Linked DNA regions of Mus musculus: region 1 is linked to region 2. The links are chromatin loops, found by intact Hi-C in ENCODE. Cell type or tissue: gastrocnemius. All regions are shown on one strand. Each heading gives the region's core, and the rest is flanking DNA. Links, peaks and the distances in the headings are about the cores only.

Region 1 (8,339 bases), core at 19-8,018, 77 kb before region 2:
CTCTGTGGGTGAGTTCTTTGGAAGCTTGGTCAATTGTTCTGTCAACATAATAGATGTTTACTATAAAGTTGCTAGCAAGCCCCACCTAAGTGCTCCTCTATCTACTCCTACCAACTTATTACATGAATTTACTAAAAACTGTCCTTCTGTTACATACAGTACAATATAATGACCATCCTTGTAGGATCAAGCACACCAGTCTCTAAGGTTTCAGGGTTTCCTGACAAATACAAAAAAGCTTTCATTACTGTAATACACATTTTTAAAGTGAACAGTAAGCTCCTAGAGTATTTAAAGCTTTATCAATCTTTTCAATGATTTCATGGGTGGTCAAGTACCACCCCTCAGAGTGGCCAAGCTAGCACCAAACCACTATAATTCTTCTCATGCTAGACTTCAAAATTATTTTTGAAAAGATAAATCTGAATACAACTTAAATACATTCACTTATTCATTTAATCACAGCAACATTCTAAATAAGTTGTCACAACATTACATTTCTTATTTACTGCTGGATAATTATATAAATTAGCTGTTCCTCGTGTGAAACATCCTACTCCTGAGCCACCAGAATCACTGTCAGACAACCAACAAGAGAATAAATATAAAAGATTACTTGAATAAAAAACAAATAATCAATGATGCATACCATAATACTATCTTACTGACATGTATAATTTCAATTTTCACTTCTTATATTTACATAATATAATAAAATTTTTGCAGGTAAAACTATTTCTAACTCAGGAGTCCAAATATTCAGCTACTCTCCAAAATGTACAAGTTTGAGACAACATAGTAACTTCTACAAATTAATGACAACTGGCTTACACTACATATTTTTCTCATTTATTTAACAAGTAGTATATTGTGTTTTACATGTTTTAAAATAACAGTAGCTTTCCTATGTGTAAAAACTAGTAGAAACTTATTTAAACTATGTTGAGTATTCAGTAATTATTTAGGCTTATTTATAGTTTCAACATATTCAAAATATTTTGAGTTAAAAAAAGAAAGCAGTTCAAACTCTTTAATTATAAATAGCATCTGAAATTCAACTTGAAGGTAATTGGGTAAACTACTGAATGCAGAATCAAATATAAACAAATAATGTTGATAACTTATTCTCTGGTGAGTTATCACAAACAATAGGGAACAGTGGATTACCCCACTCTAACATTTGTTTGGAGTGTTTTTATTAAATCCTAGGTCTCACTATATAGCAGAGACTCACCTCAAATTTGCAATCCTCCTACATCAGTTTCCAAGTGCTACTATTATAGGCATGCACTAGCATACAGGGCTCTCACTGACTGACAAAGGCAGCTCAATAGCAAATGAACAGAGAAGCCACTCGTTGTATGCCCGGATGTGCTGTTTGAATGAGATGGCCCCCATTCAGGCATTTGAATACTTCTGAATACTAGTCTCCAGTTGGTGGCTGTCTTGGTAGTCTTAGGAGATATGGCCTTGCTGAACAAAGTATGTCACAAGCAGTGGGCTTTGAGAGTTAAAAAACATTGGCACCATTGAAGTTGGCTCTCTGATTTCCACATTCCGGTTTGGAATTCTTAGCTGTTCCTCTCATCATGCCTGATGCATGCTGCCTGCTGCCATATTTCCCTACCATGATGATAATGACTTATTTCTTTCTCTGAAACCCTAAGTCCAAAATACAACCCATCCTTCTATAAGTCGTTTGGTTGTATCACATCCATACAAAAGTGACTAATAAACAATGCTTTCCTCACAAGATGTTAAACTATAAATTGAGTGTTATCATCTGTTGAATCTAGAATTGGCAGTATCTATATTATAATTATAAAGAATTGTACTTTTTATAGGTTACATCTGGATTCTTTGTTTACAATGACATCTTACAGGAACTAAGTTTAAATGCCTTTTATTTCAACTGCCACCATAAAATCTAGCAAGATCATCACATTCCTAAAACCCCTTCTATTTCCAGCTTATCATCTTCACTGGGATAGGAAAGATTTACAATGAACAGATATCCCTCCCTATTTATCTAAAGAAATTAGGAATATAAATTTTACATAGAACTTCCTAAAATGTATAAGGTTAACAACATCTTTTAAGCTTTTTAAAACACCCAGTGGCCTAACAATATTCTCTAACTTCTTCCCAACTACAAGTTTGCAATCTTTGCCTTAAAACCACAATTGAGTCACAAAGGCTGCATGTGTATCAATGACAGAAAAAAGCATCTTAACTTTACTAAGTGTTGTCCTACTTACACATATCACAACTCCCATGTTAATATTTGATTTTCAGAAATAAATCACAATAACTAATCCTTTATTCTTTCTTTTAAGAACAATTCAATTATGTTACTGGAAAGCGATTTACTCTGTATGTGGTACAGAAGGGAGACTATTTCTAACCTTCCTTGGATTTAGACTGAACAAGTAAAGAATTTTTTTTAAAAAATTAAGAAAAGTTGCTTTGTTTTTATTTTTTGAGATCTCAAGCATGATATAGCTGGACAAAGACACAATCTATTTTGTAGCCATGTTTTGATTATAATTACTCACCTAAGAATACATAAACAAATTCTGCCTCCAGATGTGAGCCTGCAGAACCCAAATCGCTGCTTACTTTCCATGTCTGTCAGGACGAAGGTAAAGTGCTGTCCAACTTGATTCTGAGACACCCTTAAGACATAACAATATCATGGTATTAAATCTGTGCTGGTTTTCTTGAGGATAACTTTCAAGAAGACTTACTTGTCATTGGCTTCACCTTTCTAATACTGGGTAATAAAAGCTAGAATGATGTTCTGCAACTAGAAGGGTCATGAATCTATAAACCAACTCATGAGTCATGAGTCAAGCATTACAAGACTTCTAACAGCTTATGGGAGAGCACAGCAACACAAATGCCCCACGTGGAAGTCAAAATTCATCCTAATTTTCAGAAGAGTAAGTTACCCATAAAATCTATCATGAGGTTGCAGCCATGGTTCCTCACTCTGGAGAAGAATCAGCAGATTCAGTCTCTACACTCACCAGCAGCCCTTCTCTTGTCTAATTATTCTTCTTTTCCTGGTTTTTGACTGCCTGTATAGCAAACCATGTTGGTGCATCCTTTAAAGGTGAGCACCATCACCCTGAGTCACTTCTTCTGTTGACATTCCCACCCAACGGACCTCACGCCAAGCACTCCTGTTATCTTCTTAGCATTATTTTAGAACTATCAATAAGCTGCATAATTAAACTCCAACTAAAAGAAGACAACTCCTGCTAAAGAAGCCCACTAGTGGTTGGTCTTTATGAGTTTTATCTGATTTTAAAATGCATAGAATAAACCAAATTACATGCTGCACTTCAGCATAAGGGATGATATAAAACTAAACATTTACTTCTGCTTAAAAAGCATCAACATACTTCCAGATAGTGGCTCAGAAAACCACAATAGGACTTCATGTTCTTTGCCCCAAAATAAAATATTGATAACATAAATTTTGGTTTTAAAAGAGTCATATAGATTTTAAAATTAAATAAATTACTACCAGTATTCTAAAACTATAAATTGTTTTGTCACAAAACAACAGTTATTAAACAAGTTCACATATAAATGGCCAGGACAAGTACATATCTAGTTTTATACATGTCAAATAAATCCTCCAGGGATTAATATGTCCTCTAGTTTTCAAGATTTATAATATCCTCTTTCAGTTTTTCTTCCTCTATTTTATTTTCACTATTGATGTAATACTATAATTTTGAAATTAAAACAACTAATTCTCCAGAAATAAAGTAAATAAATAACTTTTTATCAGCTATATTTATTAGTATCAACTAACCCACTATCAGATCTCTTTTCAATCTATATACTAAAAATTCAGTCTTACTAATATTTGGCAAAATATCTTCATAAAATGATTTTTAAAAACTTTTTACAGTACACTCTTAAAATACAACTAATACTGATCAGTCACATGAAAAACATAAATGTCATTATTTCTAAAGAAAGCTCTATTATGCTAACTTCCAGCTGCATATAAGTTCAGTTAGTGTTGGCAGTAAAATATAAGCACACTGGAACTGTTGAAGCTACTAGGGAAGTTTCCCACAGCCGCCCTCAGTAGCACACTGTTGTGTGATGCTGTTCTTAGAAACAACTAACAAGTTCCCAGCACTCACAAATGCTCTTCCAGTGGGATGAACCTGGAGCGAGCAGTAAAGCCCTGTTTCAAAGACCTTCTGAAGATCATAATCAAAGACCAATGACATACTTTTCTCTGCTAGTACTTACACTCTATACCTGAAATATAAGGAGAAGAAACATAACCTGTGGTCAGGTTATTTTAAGAACACCTATCTGGCCATGGTGGAGAAGCAAAGGACAGAATAACCTGAAAGGCGATTTTACTGTCAGCATTATCTAATTCGGAACCTCACACCTGCCATATTTGCATACAAGAAAAACAAAGATATGTGCCAGTTTCTTAAAATGTATATTTAATCATTTTGAAATGTGTGCTAGCAAAGAATAGCTTTATCTTAACCAGTAACTTGTACTATACCTTTCCACATCGAAGGGAAAACAGAACTTGGGCACGCTCTGCAGAACTTCCTAAAAATGCAAATTCAAAATAAAGAGGGTGCTTTAGAATGTTTTTTAAACATGCAGTTAAAACTTTTTGAGATATTTTCAAGGGGTGGGTGAAGTATTTTTAAGACAAAAGCACAGGTTCTCAGACTGAAATAATTGATTATTAAAAAGGAATTAAGTGTGTGCTTTGGCAGATTGCACTGACAATGCCCGGAAGCCCCAGGAGGGAAAGGCCTGGCCTGAAGGGTATTAACACCCTTTGCATCCCCGCTGGGATCCCCTTCAACAAGGCCATATGGGTCTCACAAGGAGCACTGCACCATATGGGCAAGCTGTGTCTGCTGCAACTAGTACCACAGGCTAGCCACAGGGACTTTTCACAGATTCTGGCTCAGAAATATAAATGTTGTTTCAATTAAAATGCAGGCAGAGAAAAGGGAATGGAGTTGGCAGCAGAATGAATGACTAAGAGGCCTGACAACTCTGTACGTCCCACAACACAAGGGTTAAAAATATTCAAAGATCGTATAGATTCTAAAATACACATTTATATCTTAAAACACTTGTTAGTAAATTTATTTCAAATAGCCCTCTTAAATGTGTAACTTAATACAAGTATCTATTATAATATAGCTAAATATTAAGTATTTAAATAGAAAAATCCATGTTTTATTAAAACACTAATCTCATTAAGATTTAGAGATAATATTTATTAAAAATTACAACAAAATGCAAATAACAGATAATTGGAAAGATAACGGAAGATGTATTTTGATGTATCTAAGCAGCACATTAAAGTTTGACTCTGAATCTAAAGTTCCACCTACAATTAATTACAGACATCACACAAACTAAAGGCAGAGATTTTATAAAGGAGCAGAACCTGAAGACAATTCCTATTAAGAAGCAAAGGAGCAAATATCTTAGCAAATCTGTCACTTCTACAACTGCCTTTTCCCAATAAAGCTAACACCCAGTAAACTGAGACAGAACCAAACACATACACCTCTGCAATCACAGTCTTGAGTACTTCCCATCGACTTTCTTAACCTGAAGCAGTGTGTGTGTGTGTGTGTGTGTGTGTGTGTGTGTGTGTGTGTGTGTGTGTGCAATTATTAGTTAAAAATAAAATAGTGTAGGAATACCTAGGAAAGCTTCAAGAGAGCTCACGCACAGACCAGTAAGAAGAGAAAACAAGCCTTCAGCCTCAGGGCAAGTACACAGGCTTGCTATGAATGTGTGCCATTAAAAGTTGGAGCACAGGCCCATGTTTAGAAAAAGTCATTTTACTCTTGATAATATTTTGCTAAATATAATTAAAGAAGTCACTAGACATGAAATAAATTACTAAAAAACAGTTTATTACAAACGAAGACAGTTGTTTTTATTTGACTGTTGCTTCATCATTATCTTGTGTCTCATAATGTAAAGTCATTTACCATATTTACTACACCTATAAATAATGGTCAGATAAAGTCCTACAAAATTAAGCACATAATTCGGAAACAATAAAAAAACACTCAAAGTCAATATCTGCCTCTAAATATATGTATATTAGCCGCATATTTCACATCAATTTTAATGCTCAAATTAAAGAGGACGCCTCCCCTCAGCCTTAGTCTTCCACAAAGGCCCCTCTTTCCATAACAGCCACAGCTCGCTTCCCAACTGGCAGGAACGTCCCTCAGGGGACAAGTCTTTAAGCCTCCTCACTCTTTAAAATTCAACCAGCCAGCAGGTCTATAGAGGAGTGTATAAACAGTATAGAAAAAAATCCTCCTCTCAGCTCTGCCAGTGACAGAGCAGCTATGCTGCTGACAGTATAAGCAGGGGACACCCAGATCAATGGCTGAAGTCCTGCCACTCCTAAGACTGGATTTCTTCTTAATTACAGGTGCAATATAAACTAGAGTTATGGGGGGGGGGGGGTGAAGAGAGGGAGATGGGTTCCGATTCAGCTTGTGCTCCTTGAGTCATTTTAATCATAGTGATAACTGAAAATGATATTTCTACATATATTAGAAATAACTGAGGTTTTATATTCTCATTCTCTGTTACACACACACATACACACACACACACACACACACACACACACACACACACACTCACATAGAGTTACTTCTAGATATGTATTCATAGGTTTGCCATACTACTCACCATAAACACGAAATACATTTCCTGTGCTACTGAAAATTTTTATTTCTACAGAAATTTTATTAACCAAGAAAAAGTTTAGTTTCAGAATATTTTTAATAAAAATATATTATTCTCACATAAAGATAATTGCTAACATATGTCAAAGATAAAAACAAAAATAACCCAAAGAATGAACTAGAATACGAAATTATCCAGAGGAAAGTACCACGGGCAATAATGGATATTCTGTACAAGTTCCAAAATAAGACAGCTAGCTATCATATTAGTGATTGGAAATAATTCATGGAAACTTCTTTACTGAGTATGTAGCTCACTTGTAGCTTTGTAAAGAAGCCACTGCTGTGAAAGAGAAAACACCCTGTTAGATGGACAGTCTGCTCACCAGGGAAGCTGCCCTGCAGAGTCTAAGCTCAAACAGCAGCTAAGAAACTACTGTTTCTTAAATATTCTAAAGTCCACGACGAAGCCCTAGATCTGCTTTGGACAGGCTGTAAGGTGAAAGTCACCATTTCTGTAACCTACTTCCACTTCCCCACCACTTCCTCAGGAACAAACGGTAGTGCTCTCTGAAGTTCCGTACTCCCCTTTTTCCTGTTCTGCATAACAAATCTGATCTACACAAATGACTTCATACAGCTTAGGCATTTTTATGAAGTCTACAATTATTCATATATTCTTTCACACATCACTTTCTTAATAGTCCAACCTCTCACATTTATACTCTTTAAGGTTGAAATTGTCTGAGTTACAGCCCTTGAAATAGACAGTGATAGAATCCTCTCTAAACATACCCAAACCAATAGTGTGGCATCATTTAGACCCCTCCTCTCTCCCGTACATAACCAATCATTCACCAAAACCACTAAGTCAATGCCTGCTCCCCATAGTTAACCTCCAAACCGCCACTTCTGAGACTTCATTCAGCTAGGACAGAAACACCCACAACTGGGTAGGCTGCAGGTTGGAGTGCCTGGGTCCCCTCTTCTGGGGGTCAGAATGCCCAATCCTGAAGGCTTCCTGTGGAAATCACTGCTCCTCCGATTAAAACTGTAATTGATCCTAGAACACTGTTCAACAGGGTACATAACAGCAAACAGCTGAACACACAGAGCAGAGAGACAAGGCAGGTTATCTAGGCACTGTTTAACTCAACAGCACCCTCCAGGAACCAGGAATCTTCTCTCCTGGTTTACTCTACTAAGCACACTGGCTTTGGTCCTTTCCATGTGCTTGTAGAATGAGCCATGAGCTTTCAGTACATCTCACAAGGACACAGCAGCAGTGTCCAGCATCCAGAGGAAAAAACTTCTCTACACTCACTTTTCTAGAGCTTACTAGACCAACAACCCCTTCCTGAACTAACCATGGAAGGAAGTGGTTACCTACCAGCCTTGCCACAGACATGCATGGAAGCACCAGAATTCAGTCTCACTAGCTTTCAAATGATCGTCACACAGGAAATTTCAGTAAACTTATGTTTGTAAGGCTCTGCACAATAACAGTATCAAATAATAAATTTGCATTAAAGTTCTTAATATAAACATAAATACTATTATATGAGGATATTTCTCAATATCCATAATTGTAATTTATGGAAAAAA
Region 2 (8,339 bases), core at 288-8,287:
TCAAGTTCAGTGAGGTAGTAGGCATCCGTAATCCCAGCTCCAGGAGGAAACAGGAGGTGGAGACAGACAACCTCCCCAAGCCCACCCCAGAAGCCAAGGGCAGCTAGCCTGGTGGTATACACAGGAGCTGGGAACAACAGAGACCCCATCACAAACAAGGTAGAAGGTAAGGGCCAACACTTGAAATTCTCTTCTGACCTCTACACAGACACTATGGCAAGCATGTGCTAGCACTCACTCACACACAGGAACATAGACACTACTGTGTTCACAAATCACAGGCACAAAGAATGGACTGACCAGCTTGAGGAGGGGCTGAAATTGTTTACCTTGTCCATTTATGATATGTCCCACTTTGCCAGACCATATAAACTGCTAAAATACAAATGAAGACGTCCCTGGAAAGCACTGACTTTACAGCAGCCACAAGGCGAGATGGCAATAAAAGAAGTTAGTAACAGCTGTACACTGGAATAACCAGTCATAAAAAGCAGAAGGAGCGAAGGGAGGAAGCAAGGACAAAACCACAGAGCCATTACACGAAGGTCTCGGACTCTCTAACACATGCGCAAACCAGCTGTTATAGGAAGCAGTTTCATACTTTTATAAGACTGCTTTTATAAGACCTGAAGAACACACACAATGATAAAGTGCCGATGCTTCCCAAAAGAACCTTTCCTGTTGTATAACATATCTGATGAGCATTGCTCCACACACCTGAGGTTAATATCATGGTAGTTCTTTTAAGGCTAACTCATACCATCAATACACTATAAATTTAAGTAGGGTTTGAAAAACTAATACACAAGTGTGTGTGTTCGCTGGAACATTCCCAAACTGCACAGAGGATATGGCTGTGCCTGGGGAGAACACATGGGAACAAATGACCTAGAGAGCAATGAAGATGATTTCTCTAATTGAGGAGAACCTTAGGAGTTCTTGTTAGCCTGCAAACCTGAGCAGAGCTGTAGTTCCAGCAGACCAGAAATGAAGCACACGAGCATTCTGGAGCCAAGAATGCGTGTGATTTCCTACCTAAAATTAGGCATGCCTATTTCACCACAGCTGGGTTGGGCTGGGCTCCTCTATTTTAAGGTGTGCGGAGCCAAATTACTTAAGAGTATATAATTGCTGACTTCGGACTAAGAATGTCAGAAACTTTCCTCCCAGGCTTCAGGATGGCTAACTGGTTTCCAGAAAACCCCACACTTACTGGCCTTGCCATTTGGGGCTAAGTATCCTGCTAATGAGCCCTGTACTACACACAGCCATGAAGACATACCATGCACAAGATAAGCAAAAACGAGATGCCCCTTTGTCTGTGACTGATACGCCACTCCCAAACATACAGATGTTATAGCAAAAGTGATGGAAGATGGACAGAAGTCACAATACTTTAAAAAGTAAATATTTGTTTTTCCATAAGAGTGTATAGGTCTGACCATGAAAACCTTCCAAGTTATGCCACCCATGTTTACCTCCCCAAGTGCTGTGCAACTAGAATAAACCCTACCCAAGAGGCTACTCAGCCTACACACTTCACTCCAGAAACATCAGGAGGGACTGCTGAAGGTGCCTTTGGTACTAGCAGGAGAATTTGTGTTATTTTCTGTTTAATGGTGCTGACTTTTCAAATACAGATGAAAGAAAATGGCAAAAGCATCCCTTCCCACCAAGAACAAGGGCAGTTTTGTCAACGGGGAACAAAACTGAGCTGCAGGTTGAAATCCAAGCTGCACAGATAGCATCCGTGATTTCTACAACCCCAAAGCAAAGGCCTAGCTCTCTTTTACCACTAGCAATTTGAGATAGTGGAATAGACACCTGGAGCTATCAGGTTCCTGACACTATCATGCTCCGGCAGAACACAGTAGGAACACTTGTCTGGACACACTCGATTACGTTGGGAGTAAAGAAACACACATACCTTCATTTTCAGAGGCATGACACTTCACTTTCAATACCAAGTCAAAAGTTCTTTCTGGATTTTCCCTAAAATAAAGAGAATCTTGTTATATTTACTTTGCACAGAAAAATAGCCATTATCTATAAAGCTTCTATACAAGGATATTCCTATACATGTGGGCTTTTGTGGTGCTAAGAATTAAGCCCAAAGCCTTTCCATGTTGAAAACTCCATCCCTATAATTTACTGACTTTTTTTTTCTTGTTATTTGGGACAGGGCTTCTCTGTGTTGCCTTTGTTGTCCTAGAACTCACTCTGTAGACCAAGCTAGCCTCAAACTCAGAGATCTGCCTGCCTCTGCCTGCCTGCCTCTGCCTCCCGAGGACACCACCACTCTAAATCTAGTCTTATTCCTGTCTCAGCATACTCTATGATATTCCCGACTTGGTAGCAAAAATAGACATGAAAATGTTTTATCAGTTTGATAAGAGTTATAGCTCAGACTTTGGAGTTCTGGATCAGGGGGCAAAGTGTGTCAGCTGTCAGAATGCTTTCTCACCTATAATGCACCCTGCCCATCTCAGAGTACCAGCAAATCAATGTGGGAAAGAACACTGTAGAGTAGTATTTTCACCCTCCTGAATCAAAAATGGAAAGCCAGTACACCCTTAAGCATCCTCTCACACTGTCACAGATCTAACATAGGCTGGCCAGTTTTCTCCAGAGGATAAAAACCTGATTCCAGACTCACAGACACGCTCTCCATAGATAGGATATTGTACACAGGCTTTCCTGAAATCTTTATTGTACTTGAACATGCTCAAAGTAGAGAGCTGTTCACACACTCCAAGGTAACAAAACCTAACAAAAATTATTTTCTTAATATCAACTATTTTTAAGGAATTTGGACATTGGCCTCCTCATTAAATCCCCCCCCCCACACACACACACACACACACACACAGAACAGAAAGTTTGTTTCAGTTCCTTCACAAGTACTAGTTTGGGTTTGTTTTTTTTTTTTTTTTTTCTTCCTAATTTCTTATACTACATGCTTAGCCCATTTATTTGGTACATTTCAAAAGGCAGACTGAAATATAGTGAGATACTCAAAGCAAACAAAAATTTGGTATTGTAGAGTTTCTTTCCATCAGAAGGTATAAGATTAAGTCTGGGGATGTAGCTCACCAGTGCACAGTATCTGCCCTAGAGTGCTTGAAGCCTTGGGTTTGACCATAATGGGAGGGAGAGGCAGGGGACTGTTAAAGGAAAAGACATCACAATGCACAAAAGTGATGGTGTATATTTCAATTACCCTGTTAAGACTAGTGCCTTTGTACATTGGCTTGTTTAATACATAATTTCTTTAAGATATTAATGCTATCTCTCACTTCTAAACAAACATTGATTTTAAATATATATATATATATATATATATATATATATATATATATATATATATATATATAACATGACATTCTTTAGAACTGGAGGGAAAGACAACCCATACAAATTAATTTATAAATATCCACTTCTCCACTTCCTCATCCCACCCGCTATTAACTTGTTTCATGAGCATAAACCGGGCTCCAGCTATCTTTTTTTTTAATTCCCTCATAGTACAATAAATTGTCCAAAGAGTAAGTTGTGTGTTTTTTTTTAATCACCCTGTCCTCTATGGTGTCAAATATTAAAGGAAATATTCTAAAATGTGTAACATTTCTATCTTCATAAGATATTTAGAATTTGTCTTAGGTAAATAAATCCTGACTCGGTAATACTTCTCTGCAATCTACAGGGCCTTTCACTGTGGCTCTAACACACAGTGAGGTAGAACGGAAGAGGAGGGGGCGGTCAAAGAAGACGAGATTTCTTCCCAAAGTAAAGTTTCCAGAGAAAAAGCTGCAAATACCCATCTCTAAGACACCTCCAAGCAGAGCCGCCACCGTTATTCAAATTGCTTTTTACCTACTCCCTACAAGTAAAATGGCCAATGGTGAAGAGCCACCTTAGTGCATATACCACTCTGCAAGCAGCACACACACTCAGCGGCTGCACAAACAAACACCGCTTTCATTTTAAACGAAGGGAAAGCATCAGAAAGCAACCCTGGCCACCCTGAAAAATCACCCTAAAGGGAACCACGGCGATCCTAACGCCGGGGGAGCGGTTCCCTAACCACCGCTCGCAGAGCCGCCCGCCCGTCCGCCCGCCCGCCCGCCCGCCGCGGCGCACGGCCGACCCGGCCCGGGGAAGACCGGTCGCCGGCCGGGCAGGCTTTGCGGCCTAGCGCCGACCTCCGCGCAGCGGGCCGTACCGGGCAGGCCGCACCCGGGGCCGCGGAGGCCTGGCCCCGCCGCCGCTCACCTGGTCCTGCGGTCCATGGTCACATGTCGCTGCGGGGCTGCCGTCGCCCCGCGCCCGCACGCCCGCACGCCGTCCGGGACGCGCTGCTCCGAGCGGCGGCTGGCCCACGGCGCCCTCCGCGGCCTCGCGGGGACAGCACCGCGGCGACGCCGCCCCCGCCCCTGCCCCTGCCCCCGCCTCTCGGTTCCCGCGACCCGGCCGGCGGCGGCTTCGCCACCTTCCGCGAACCAGGAAGTCGGCGGGAGGGGGAGGGGGCGCACGGGGACGCGCCCGGCGGCTGCACCTGGCCGCGCGGGCTCCGGGCAGGACCTGCCCTCCTGCTGTCCTGGGCACCGGCTCCTGCGATCCCCGGCCTGGGAAAGCACTTCTGCCCCGGGGTTCCCACATCACGACTCCCATTCATTGCAAATTGGGAGCTCGAGTGGATGCTCTGACTTCCGCCTCACTCCTGCCCGTGGCCCCGGTAGTGCTCTCTCGGAAACCCAGAGCCGCCCCCTCCTGATTCAGGAATGTTCAGACTTCATGCACCTGCTAACCAGCTCTGCCAAACTGCTCAAGGACAGGCTCCAGTTGCCGGCACATATGGGAAACACATTCCTGCCGCAGACACCGGACGCACAGCCAGGGACTTAACTTTTGAACACACAGTAGCAGGCCCCCTAGAGTGTCGTTCTAGGGGAGCTGAGAGGGCACCACGAAGGATGGAGGAGGTGGAACCTGATGTGTTTCTGTAAGCAGTGACAAACACTGGCTTGGTGTTTTCAACACCTGAGCTATAGGTAGGTACCTTAATCCAGAGCAAGAGACTGGATCTGAGATAAGGAAGCAGTAGGCAGTGGCAAAGTTGGAATCTAACCAAGCTCAGCTGCTGCTGATTCTTACTGTGGCTTCTTACTGCCTCGTCTGCTGCTGTCTCAGATGCAGGATCTACTAAGAAGACATTTAGAAAGATTTATGGTAGACGTTGAAAACATTGTCCAGGGCTGGAGAGTCACACAGACTCCTTAGGGACTGGAGAAGGCTTTCTCCCAGCTAGCATTCCCCCTTGACAAGGCTAGAGTGACTGTCATGCAGTAAGGGTTACTTCAGACTGTATCCATCCACACAGAAAGTACGAGAATGAGGAAACCAACATGGTATGAATGTGGTATGAGTCACGACACATAAAAGTCAGACACGGAGCCTTGGAAAATAAAGACTAGATTTGATCTTATACTTTCCTGCTAAAAAAAAAAAAAAAAAAAAAAAAAAACGGTGTTGCTCCATCAAGATAGAAAGATATAGTCCACAGCCACAAACCTCTTACTTTAAAAAAAAAAAAAAAAAAATGAGCTCCCAATGTGGTTGAAAAACAAAACAAAATGTCAGAGCATACTGTTTTTGTCACAGCTTGTCTTGGCGTGGGATATTAACTTCAGTTTCTCGCTTCCTACATTTGTAAAATGGGAATTATGATTCGCCTGTCACATGAGGACTGTGCTGTTCAAGTTTAAAATTGCAATGCTTCTTGTGAGATATTTGGAGAAATCAGTGAATTTCAGTTTCACAATTAGGCCAACTATACCATGTTTATATGGTTTTCCCATATAAAGATTTTTGCTGCCTAACTAACAAGTTAGCTTACTAGAAAGACTTGAAATAAATTCTGTAACTAAAAACGACTTCTGCCCCAAGAGTTCCTGAAATGTGAGAGTTTCTTCTTTCATTATAATTAATTCTTCTCCAAAGTAAACAATCCTGTCTAGGGTGACTGTGCCATGAATTCTTAGTTTGGGGTGAGAAAATAGTAACAAATGTTTTCAATGTCCGTTGTTGGAATTATATAAAATGACAGTTACTCTATAAAGTTAAGATTGTTACTTATTCAAGCTATACTAAGTATGAAGACAAAATGTCCCATATATTTACTCTGTATCAATCACATTTGAGGCCAACTACAATAAAGAGTTAGATATTATTGATCTTAATAAATAAACACAGGCAGGTATGATTTATATACATAGTTTATCGAAAATTAGTGCAGATAGAAGTTGGAATAAACCTGTCATGTTTATTGAAGTAAACCTATGTTTATTGAAACCAGTGATATAATTTTGGTAATTTTCGCTTCATAGAAAACAACATTACTAATAGAGAAGTTTATAGAAGGCAAATAATCAAATTGGTTGTCACATTTTCCCAAGATCATATTTCAGCAGTAATATTTCCTACTTGACAATAACATTTTTAGAACCATAGTAATTCAAGAACCAGATACTATAATAGTATTGGCAAGGAGCACATAACAGGACTATAGATTAGTGGCAGAGTAGTTGCCCACCACCTACAAGGTTCTGGTTTGATCCCCAGCACAAGAAGAGGAGAAAAAAAGTAAAATATATTCTTCAGCTCATGACTGTAGTAATCTAAGAATATGACCTTGATGATGAATGTGGTGATGTCTATTACTAAGTTGGTTTCAGCTTTGACACAATTTAATAGTGGGAGAGAAGGTGAATTAAGATACACTAACATGTCCATAGGCCTACCTATTTCAACCTACACTTCTGTCATTTTTTTGGTTGGTTGGTTTCGGGTCTTGTTTTGTTTTGTTTTAATAGTGGTTTCCTAGTAGTAGTGTAGCTCTTTTGATCTTTTTACATAGAAACTTTCTAAACCATTATGTTTGAGCTTTTTCTTCAATACCTGATTGTGCCCATTTTCCTCAAGCTACACCCAAATGGTCTCTGGCTGATGTCATTACCTGTTGGAGATGTGGGAGAACCCAAGTCTGGTGCAAGCATGGTTGGTCTTGTGAACCAGCTCCTCTGTTTCTCAAAGTATGGATAACCACAGAGATAAGCACGTGTGCCTTCGAAGTGACATGTTATTAGTATACAGGAGTGCCCCTTCGCAGCCCCTTCCCTCTGGGAAGAAGAAAGAGGCACACAGACTCTCAAAGGTATTTAGAAAATAATTCCAGCACTAATGTTTTAGATCTAATGCAGCCCAAGCATCTGGGCTCTTAGAATAAGTATCCGTTATATCTGTTGATAAATTGTATTTATTTTTGCTGTTAAATGTGCTTCCCATTCATCTTTTTTCTTTTCTGTGTTCCTTCCCAGATTTTTAAAAACTTGGTATTTTTCATGTTATCATTTCTGACCTCCTTCTACTCTAACCTATAGCTGGGAAGTGGTGGACTCCCTGTTCATTAACTAAACACACCTGGGCTCTGTCTGGGCTTATCAGTTTATCTCGAAGTTTAAGGTTTCAAATAACTAACTTAGAATCCAGTTTTTGAGGCACCCTGCTCCTCTACTGTAGCTGCCACTGCCACATTCCAATCGGCCATGCCCCAGAATCTAACTCTACGTGGCTTCCTCTTAACATAAGCAAATAGTTATCAATCTCAAATGATGAATTATATTAATTTTGCTATTAAGCACTTAATAAAAATATTATCAAAAACCCATGTGACGAAACATCTTTCTTTCCTCTTCTCCAAGCAATGTATCCCAAGTTGTAAAATAAATTATCTTACCTCTGACCAGCTTCTGCTAGTTCACACTTATCTCCATTCCTCAGCCTGCCAGACATTGGAAAACCTCAAACAGCCCTTGAAATGCAGAGCAGAGATTATTGGCAGGAGAGCAGGACCAGGAGATTATAATCAGAGGGCTTGAATTTTCTTCAGGGACTCTGTAAAGTCTCTCTTGAACTTCGAGAAGCATACAATGTTTGTGTAACCCTACACACTGCATGGGAAGCAAGCGCCTGACCCCACCCACAAGATACTTCACATAAATAAAACATCATCATTGTGTGACAGCCCTGCTCACACCCACTGAATGCTTCAGTAGAGTGAGTAATCACATTCAAAGAGCAAGGTCATTAGAATTAACTGGAAGGACTCAGAAAAGACTGACTAATACGATACTGGTGATCCAACAAAATCAGCAACCTCTATAAACAACCTTAATCCTGATTTAAAAGGACATTCCAAAGAACATATCCACTTGCCAGGTTTTGCTTTCCTAAAATGCAATCAGTCACTAGATAAACATGACAGGTATAACCGTACACAA

The links. Peaks named below come from ENCODE experiments on the same cell type or tissue, not always from the same donor. Only the 100,000 strongest peaks of a DNase experiment are listed, where the experiment ranks them.
Region 1: a loop joins it to region 2, with 1.8 times the contacts of the local background. A loop is called at or near these places in 3 of 42 quality-filtered maps.

What each region holds. Positions count from the first base shown.
Region 1 is chr1:139,036,260-139,044,598 of GRCm38, reverse strand. It overlaps Dennd1b (DENN/MADD domain containing 1B), which reads right to left. Exons shown (of 22, transcript NM_001166501.1): 4 at 4,550-4,599; 5 at 2,556-2,675. Among named protein-coding and RNA genes, the nearest start is that of 4930596I21Rik, 63 kb to the right of the region's middle. In gastrocnemius, for the core only: no CTCF peak of the experiment used is centred there; a DNase peak (open chromatin) is centred at 4,855.
Region 2 is chr1:138,959,819-138,968,157 of GRCm38, reverse strand. Dennd1b (DENN/MADD domain containing 1B) reads right to left here and starts at 4,449. Exons shown (of 22, transcript NM_001166501.1): 1 at 4,273-4,449; 2 at 1,928-1,992. The coding sequence starts at 4,289. In gastrocnemius, for the core only: a CTCF peak has its summit at 4,918; DNase peaks (open chromatin) are centred at 4,229 and 4,548; H3K4me3 peaks cover 2,180 bases; H3K27ac peaks cover 3,421 bases.